2 separate regions of the Mus musculus genome follow, and region 2 is linked to region 1. The links are chromatin contacts, found by Hi-C or POLR2A ChIA-PET in ENCODE. All regions are on one chromosome and are shown on one strand. The core of a region is the stretch at or near the end of the contact, and the rest is flanking DNA. Distances in the headings are between cores, read along the strand shown. Region 1 holds the start of Fkbp2 (FK506 binding protein 2). Region 2 holds the start of Fermt3 (fermitin family member 3).

Region 1 (3,557 bases), core at 744-3,243:
TTGTTTGCTACTCTCCAGGCTGGCCAGCTTGGGCAGGAAAGCGCAACACAGCATCATTTCAGTTTTGCTTCCTATCTTACTGTGCCAGTGTGCCCAACCCCGACAGCAGTTCCCAGGTAAAGCCACAACCACAGATTGTTACAAAAAGTCCTTGCCTCCTGCTCACCACAAGGATTCTGACTACCCTGGCCAGAAATTAAGGAGACCTAGACCATAAGAACTGCTTCCCAGATTCACATGGCAAGAATAGATAATTGCCACCAAACGGAACCCTCTTGGCTCTCAACTAGTGTGAGGTTTTTTTTTTTGTTTTTGTTTTTAATATATATAATAATATATATATATAATAGGAGGTATCACCCACTTTCTCTGTTGAGTATACACTTGCAATATTGTTCCTTGTGGCTGCCCCTTTCATGCCTCAATCCTGCCTTCATATGACTGGAAAGCCTTTTTTTTTTCTTTCTTTTTTTCAAGACAGGGTTTCTCTGTATAGCCCTGGCTGTCCTGGAACTCACTCTGTAGACCAGGCTGGTCTGGATTTTGAACTCAGAAATCCACCTGCCTCTGCCTCCCAAGTGCTGGGATTAAAGGCATGCGCCACTAATGCCCGACTGGAAAGCCTTTTTAAAGAAACACACCCAGAGTCTTCTCCACCTACAATCCCTGGCATCCCAGGATTCATCAGCTGCTGTTTGAGATTCCTAACCTACTTGGTCCAGGCTCAGTGTCTACCCTTCTCCACTGTCCTGGGTAGTGTGGGAAGGCTAGCGAAGCACCAAGGCTTTGGCCTGCTACAGAACATTCAGGGACAGAAGTAACTGAAAGTAGCCGCCCTAATGAAGGGACTGACACTGAGGTCATGATCTTGGTGGTATCAAAGCAGGAGTAGGGTAAACTAAAGAATTCCTCAAGATGATGATCATCACATAATTACTTACCCATCCATGAGAGTCTCACATAGCCTGCATGACCTTAAACTTCCTGGCTTCATACATGTTTGGCAAATATTACTGATTTACTGCATCTTCAGCCCTGATGCTGCTTTTGAACTTTCTCTTTTAAGAAAATGTCTCCTGTATCCTAGGCTGACTCAGAATTCTTCATGTAGCTGGAATGTCCTTGAATTTCTGATCCCTCTATATCTACCTCTAGAGTGTTGACATTACAGTCATGGGACAGCACACCATTTTTTATCATGTTTAAATAACTTTCTCAGCAGTGATATTGGTGATCATGCTCTGGCTCAGTGAAGGTTAGGATTTGAGAGCTAAACATTCAGAACCCACTAAGCTTCATCAGATATGCAGTATGCTTCTCTTGGGGTCAACATCATGATTATCTTCCATTGGTATCTGAATAAATGGTCTTAGCAGGGCAAACGGCCTAAGACGGGTATGAAATCACTAGACTCCATAGCCTAACTCAGGTTTGGCTTCCTCTAAATTTCAGGATCTTTAGGTTAGAGAATGTGTCTCCTGGGCAGTGAATGATAGACCTGGCCCAGGAGACGTTTGTTCACCCACAGATGAGACTTGACACTGTAGACCACAAGATGAAAGGGGTCCGCATAGCTCAGGGCCATGTGGTATGGGTGTCATAGAGCGCACCACCAAAAGAACGAACTTAGTCAAGGTCACGCAGCCAGCCAAGAAATGAAAGAACTAAGATTCAAATCCGGGTTGTCGCTCCGAACCCCTAGCCTCTTCCCACAACAACTACCCAAAGGCGTGCCGGTCAGGAAGTCAGCACGGTGCCTGCTAGAACCCCTCCAGGCGCGTGCAGTCATACTTGCTTGACCATGTCACCTTGGCTGGAACTGCCTTCTGTCTCTCGGACACAACTTTTGCCAAACTAGACCCGGAATCTGAACCCCGGAAGTGACGTTGTCACGCAGTCACTCAGGAGGCAGGGCCAAATGAGAAGCCCCGCCCATAGATGCAGCAGCGGGTTTTGGACGGTCCAATGAGGGCGGGCAGCGTGTCCCGCCCTGTAGCGACGAAGACGCGCCTGCGCAGAAGTGACAGCACGAGCGGGATTGGCTCCGGGGGCGCGGCGAGGAGGTGAGCGGGGGGCCACAGCCCAGGCTGGGGGATCCGGGTGCAGGAGGGCAACCTGGGGCAGGCCGGCCTGAAGCGGGCCGGAGTCCGCGTGCCAGCCAGGGGCAGCAAACGAAGGAATTGGGGCTGGGGTCCGGCCTCTGGCAATGCCGCAGGGGGCGGGCTCTCACGCCGTACGGGGCGGAGCCCTGGGGCTCGGGGCGGGGCGCGGAACAGCGGTGGGAGGGACAACGGAGCCAGTGCGAGTTGAGGGCGGAACCCAGTGGCCCATAGCTGGAGTAGGAGGCGTGGGGGGCGGGGCTTGGGGTTTAGAGGAGGAGCTGGAGCAGGTGGAAAGTGGAGCCTTTGGCTCGGAGACAGAGGGCGTGAGATCCCAGTCGTTGGAGGTGGGACTTCAGTCAGTGAGTGGCGTGGCCCCTCTGCTGGAGACTAGGTCTAACATTGCGGAGGGTGGAGCTGCAGGTCAGGGGGCGGAGCTTCACGCCGTAAAGGGTGGGGCCAAGGAGCCTTGCGCAGAGCTAAGCTTGAGCTATGGCCGGGGGCGTCCACGCGGGGGCGGTCTCCGTGGTGGCCGCGCCTGGGGTCGCGGTAGACCGAGAACTCCCCCTGGAGAGGTGGTGTGGGTGGAGCGAGCTCGGCGCCCTGCTGACTCTGAGCCAGTTTGGGTTCCCCGGAGGCCCCCAAGAGCTCAGAGTTGGGGAGGTGCCCCTGGTGGAGGAGGCACGGGGCCGGACTGGGGGGTGCCCCCGGAGGACCGGGGCTCCTCAGAGCCACCTAGTGGAGATGTGTGGGTGCCTCGGGGCCGAACACCTGCAGCAGCCGCAGATGTGTGGGTGTGCTGGACAGGGGGCAGCTGGGTGTGGCGGGAGTGGGGTCGTCCAGTCGGGACAAATCCGGTGCAATCAGATAGGGTTTGGACTTTGCGTAAAGGGGCTAGCGGGAACTGAAGAACGGAGATGGGGACTGGGAGGGAGAGAAGGTCAGGTAGTGAGCAAAGGGAGGGGGCACTGGCTGCTGTGGCCTCCCCTGACCCCCTCCCCTCGCTGCTGGGGTCCTCGGTCAAGCCCCCTTCTCACTGGACTGGTAAGTGTGGCTACAGAGCCCAGGGGAGGGGGTGGTGACCCAGGACTGTGGGATTCCCCAGAAACAGGCAAGATATAATGGGGAGTTGGCGTCCTCCTGATACAGACTGAAGACGTCCCATGACTCCACCCCCCAGTTTTTTGGTTGGGGGTGGGGTGGCCTTTGCCTACAGAGACATGAGGCTGAGCTGGATCCTGACAATACTGTCCATTTGCCTGAGTGCCCTGGCAGCAGCCACGGGGGCCGAAGGCAAACGGAAGCTGCAGATTGGAGTGAAGAAACGTGTGGACCACTGTCCTATCAAGTCTAGAAAGGGAGATGTCTTACACATGCACTACACGGTAAGTGTCAGAGTGGAGCAGCCTCTGGGGCTTTGGCAGGTTTCAGGACCTGAAAGGACTTTGGCATCTGTTT
Region 2 (3,784 bases), core at 339-2,838, 39 kb before region 1:
GAGCTGGGAAGGTGGCGAGCAGCACTGGGCAGAGGGGGGGAGAAGAAAGGCTTATCTTTATATTTATACATGCCTACAAGGAAGACAGACTCATCCAGCGCCACCTCGGGCCCTCCCAGCACACGCATGGTCTCTTCACTGCTGCCCTCAATCCGAGTGTCCTTCCCTGCCCAGTCCTAGCCTCCCCGTCACTGTCTCGGCTGCTCCCCCATAGTTGGTTATTTTTTATTTGGGGCAGTGGGTGCATACGGGGAGGGGAGGGTGTTCTTCCCAACCTAGGGTCCCAGCTGTCTTCACCTGTTCTTACCCACGTCCCTCCTCAATAAAGAAGCCAGTCAGGCGTGGTTATATGTTGCTACGGTCTCCAGTGACTTTCTTCTCTTAAGACACAGTAGTGCTGAATTGGAAGCCAACACAAAGCCTTTTCTTGATGGCCTTGAAAGAAAGGTCGCTGAAGAGTGAGCTGTTTGCTTTGTCAGGGTGGCCACTAGGTGGAAGTGTCGCTCAACAACTGATGACCTACCTGCATTCTGATCAGCTTTGGGTTGATGTTCTGTGCAGTGCAGTCTTAGAGTGAACCTGCTAGGTCAACACTAGAACCTAACCTAGACTCAAGGTGGGTCAGAAAGCAGGCCTGAGACTAATACTGACAACAGCTCCTGCTGCTCCAATCCTGAGCTCCACACCACTATCTTCCTCCCACACTGTGACCAACACTGAACTTCCTCATTTGCTCCCAAAAGACTGCTTCCTGGGCTAGCAAGATGCTGAGTCCAGCACCAGGCTGTACTATGTCTTACGTTAGCCTAAACTAGCTTCCTGTCCCAACCCCAGGACTCCTCAGAGCAGCCTCTCCTAGTCACACTTAAAAAGCCTTACCTTGGGAGGAGAGGTTGGCACATACCCTTAATCCCAGCACTTGGGGCAGAGCAGGCAGATCTCTGAGTTCAAGGCCAGCCTGGTCTGCAGAGTGAGTTCTGGGACAGCCAAGGCTACACAGAAACCCTTTCTGAAAAAAGAAAAAACCACGTCCATTAATGGTAGGCTGCTGCCCTGAAAAGTCTACGTTCCTGCTCAGTTCCTTAGAGCAATTTGCATCCCAGTGCCTGGCATGGACATGAGGCTGTTGGACCACCAGAACCCTCTAAAGAGACGGGATAAAGGGTCCTGGAGGAAATCACATTGAGGTTTTATGAGGCAGAGAGGCTCTAGCATGTCACTGGACAGATTTAAGGCTGGTAGGTTTGGAAACAAGTCCTGTTTAAAGGTGGGAAGGACTTCACTGCTGACTGTAGACAGTCCCACTAAGAGCAGGCTGGAGCCGGGCAGTGGTGGCGCACCCAGCACCACCAGGGCCAGGTGGATTTCTGAGTTCGAGGCCAGCCTTGTCTACAGAGTGAGTTCCAAGACAGCCAGGGCTATACAGAGAAACCCTGTCTTGAACAACAACAAAAAATAATAATAAAAGAAAAAAGCAGGCTGGAGGTGCAACCAGTAGATGCCTGGGGGTGGGGTAAAGAGAACTTTGTGGTGTCACCCCAGCACTGTTCTTCCCTCATTTCCTGTGGTAACAAAAGCAAGGGCCCCGTGGAGCCCTCTGCGTGCTGGCAGTGTGCTTCCTGTACCCAGCAACAGCCCGCCCTGGGGAGGGACTAGTACAACTTTCATGATAAGGCCACTACAGGCTGACCTCTGAAGGAAGCAACTGAGCAGGACCAGGCCAGACCAGGGTAACAGGTGTCCCACTGCCACCTGCAGCTGCAGCCCGTTGCAGGCTAGGTAAGTGAAAGACCCAGGAGGACTCACTTGTCCCCTGCTCCGCCATTCTGTGCAGAGCAGCCACACTTGCCACCACCCTAGAGGCTTGGGTTAGAGTACTGGCTGTGAGCTGTGGGCCAGGACTTGTTTCTGAGATAGGTGGGCCTGGCAGAACTGTGAGTAGGAGAGTTGACCTGTTCTGGTACCTAGCAGGGTACTTTACAATGAGTATTGGGCCTTGGTGTCCCCACCTGTGAAACCTGAATTGGCAGGACAACGTGGACTCTAAGGAACTGTCTCTTCAGCCCAAACACTTAGGATAGTAAGAGGGTTTTATATTGACTGGATCACAGTAGCTCTCTGTACCAGTGTCCCCAAAGCCTACCCACCTACCCAGGGTACCCTAGGACTCCTGCTTATTTCTAGGCAGCCCACTGTCTACTCACCTTGTCTCAGCAGAAACAGCCGCAGCCATGGCGGGTATGAAGACAGCCTCCGGGGACTATATCGACTCTTCCTGGGAGCTGAGGGTGTTTGTGGGCGAGGAGGACCCTGAGGCCCAGTCTGTCACACTCCGAGTCACGGGGGAGTCGCACATTGGTGGGGTACTTCTGAAGATCGTGGAGGAAATCAGTGAGTCCCCGTGACCCTATGTATCCAGTCATGACAGCTCTCCCTGGCTTTTCTAGGCCATTCTCGCCTCTACTCATAACCTTGTCACAGTGACTCAGGCAACAGTCTTTAATTATTTGGTTCCAAAGAAGGTATTTCTTCAACTTCCCCTCTCCATACTTCCTCCAGCTCCTACTGGTTCTGTCTAGTCTCCAAGAGACAGACAACATGGTCCCCTGTGTGTCTTGCCTGTGCCGAGGCTTATTATGTTCCTGAGGGATGGCTAGGAGGTTCCTGGGGACCTGGCACCTACTCTCCTAAATTTCCTCCCCAGCAAACCACTTGGCAGGCTGCTGACAGTGGGTGAGAGGCCCTGCCCCCACAGGAAGTTACGGCAGAGTAGGCTAGGGCGATATCAGTCACCCAGAAGGCCCCATGAGGCTTCTCATCAACTTTACCAGCAGAGAATGAGAGTTATCACTTCCTGGGAGGATGGCAGGAAAGCCCCGATAGTCAGAGCCGGAAGACATCCCACCATGAGCTCCCGATAGTCAGAGCCGGAAGACATCCCACCATGAGCTCCCGATAGCCAGAGACAGAAGGCATCTCACCATGAGTGTGGGTCCTAGGCCTCTGGAATTGGGACAGGGATAGAAGGCAGGTTTTCTAGACCCACCCAACCCTCTATGTGTATGCAGTCCAAGACGGACCAGAGTGACTGAGCAGGACAAGCCCCAACACAGCCAAATAACAGGGTTGAGACAGAAGGGAACTGCCGGAAGCAGGGCCCAAAGAGGCTGTGAAAGCAGAAGTGGGAAGAGGGTTAGTCCCTCAGAAACTGGATGTCAGACGAAGCTGGAGACTTGACATGGGTCAGGACAGAGGGGCTGGGGATGTTAGGAGTCTAGGGCAAGAACCCCAAGAGTGCTGAACACCCAGCCACCTAGACCTCACCCTGTACCACTGCTGGGCTCCATGGGCCAAGTCACTTCAGTTCCAGGATCTCAGTTCCCTGAAATAGGGGCATTATCCCCAGTCCTCCACTGCCAGGCGTGGTGAGGCCAACCTTCCTCATGATGGCATGCTGCTGCCAAAGGCTAAGAGCTTCCTGCAGGAGCTGACAGTAGACAGAACAGGAGATTTCTAGAGAGGCCTCTACAATAAGACAGACCTAGCCTTGATGCCAAGGACTTGAAAAGGCTTTGGGTTAGGGCCTCTGGACAGTAAAGACACCTGATTTGTGACAAGATGGGAAGGCAGCCCTGGTGGTGCCCTGACAGCCTGGGAGGTCCTGAAGCCTTCTTGAGCGACTAGGTGCTTCCCTTGAAAACAAAGGGCAGGGCTATGTTAAGGCAGACCTTTGCAGGACCCTTTGTTTGAAGGGGAGGCAGTCTGTAGCCAGGGAGACCCAAGC

The links. A loop is a pair of places that touch in the nucleus more often than their neighbours do. ChIA-PET counts read pairs that join two places held with the same protein, here RNA polymerase II (POLR2A).
Region 2: a loop to region 1 is called in a map of heart, with 3 times the contacts of the local background. The contact joins the promoter of Fermt3 here to the promoter of Fkbp2 in region 1. A Hi-C loop is called at or near these places in 8 of 37 maps with a recorded cell type or tissue (T-helper 1 cell, heart and v-Abl transformed pro-B cells). POLR2A ChIA-PET finds 5 or more read pairs at or near these places in 4 of 5 experiments (Patski and embryonic stem cell).

What each region holds. Positions count from the first base shown.
Region 1 is chr19:6,978,900-6,982,456 of GRCm38, reverse strand. Fkbp2 (FK506 binding protein 2) reads left to right here and starts at 1,993. Exons shown (of 6, transcript NM_001166368.2): 1 at 1,993-2,063; 2 at 3,316-3,484. The coding sequence starts at 3,320. LOC114841036 (Uncharacterized protein LOC114841036) reads left to right here and starts at 2,017. Exons shown (of 6, transcript NM_001370419.1): 1 at 2,017-3,143; 2 at 3,316-3,484. The coding sequence starts at 2,207. The coding sequence ends at 3,007.
Region 2 is chr19:7,017,273-7,021,056 of GRCm38, reverse strand. Fermt3 (fermitin family member 3) reads left to right here and starts at 1,588. Exons shown (of 15, transcript NM_153795.2): 1 at 1,588-1,779; 2 at 2,218-2,391. The coding sequence starts at 2,232. Stip1 (stress-induced phosphoprotein 1) reads left to right here. Exons shown (of 14, transcript NM_016737.2): 14 at 1-361.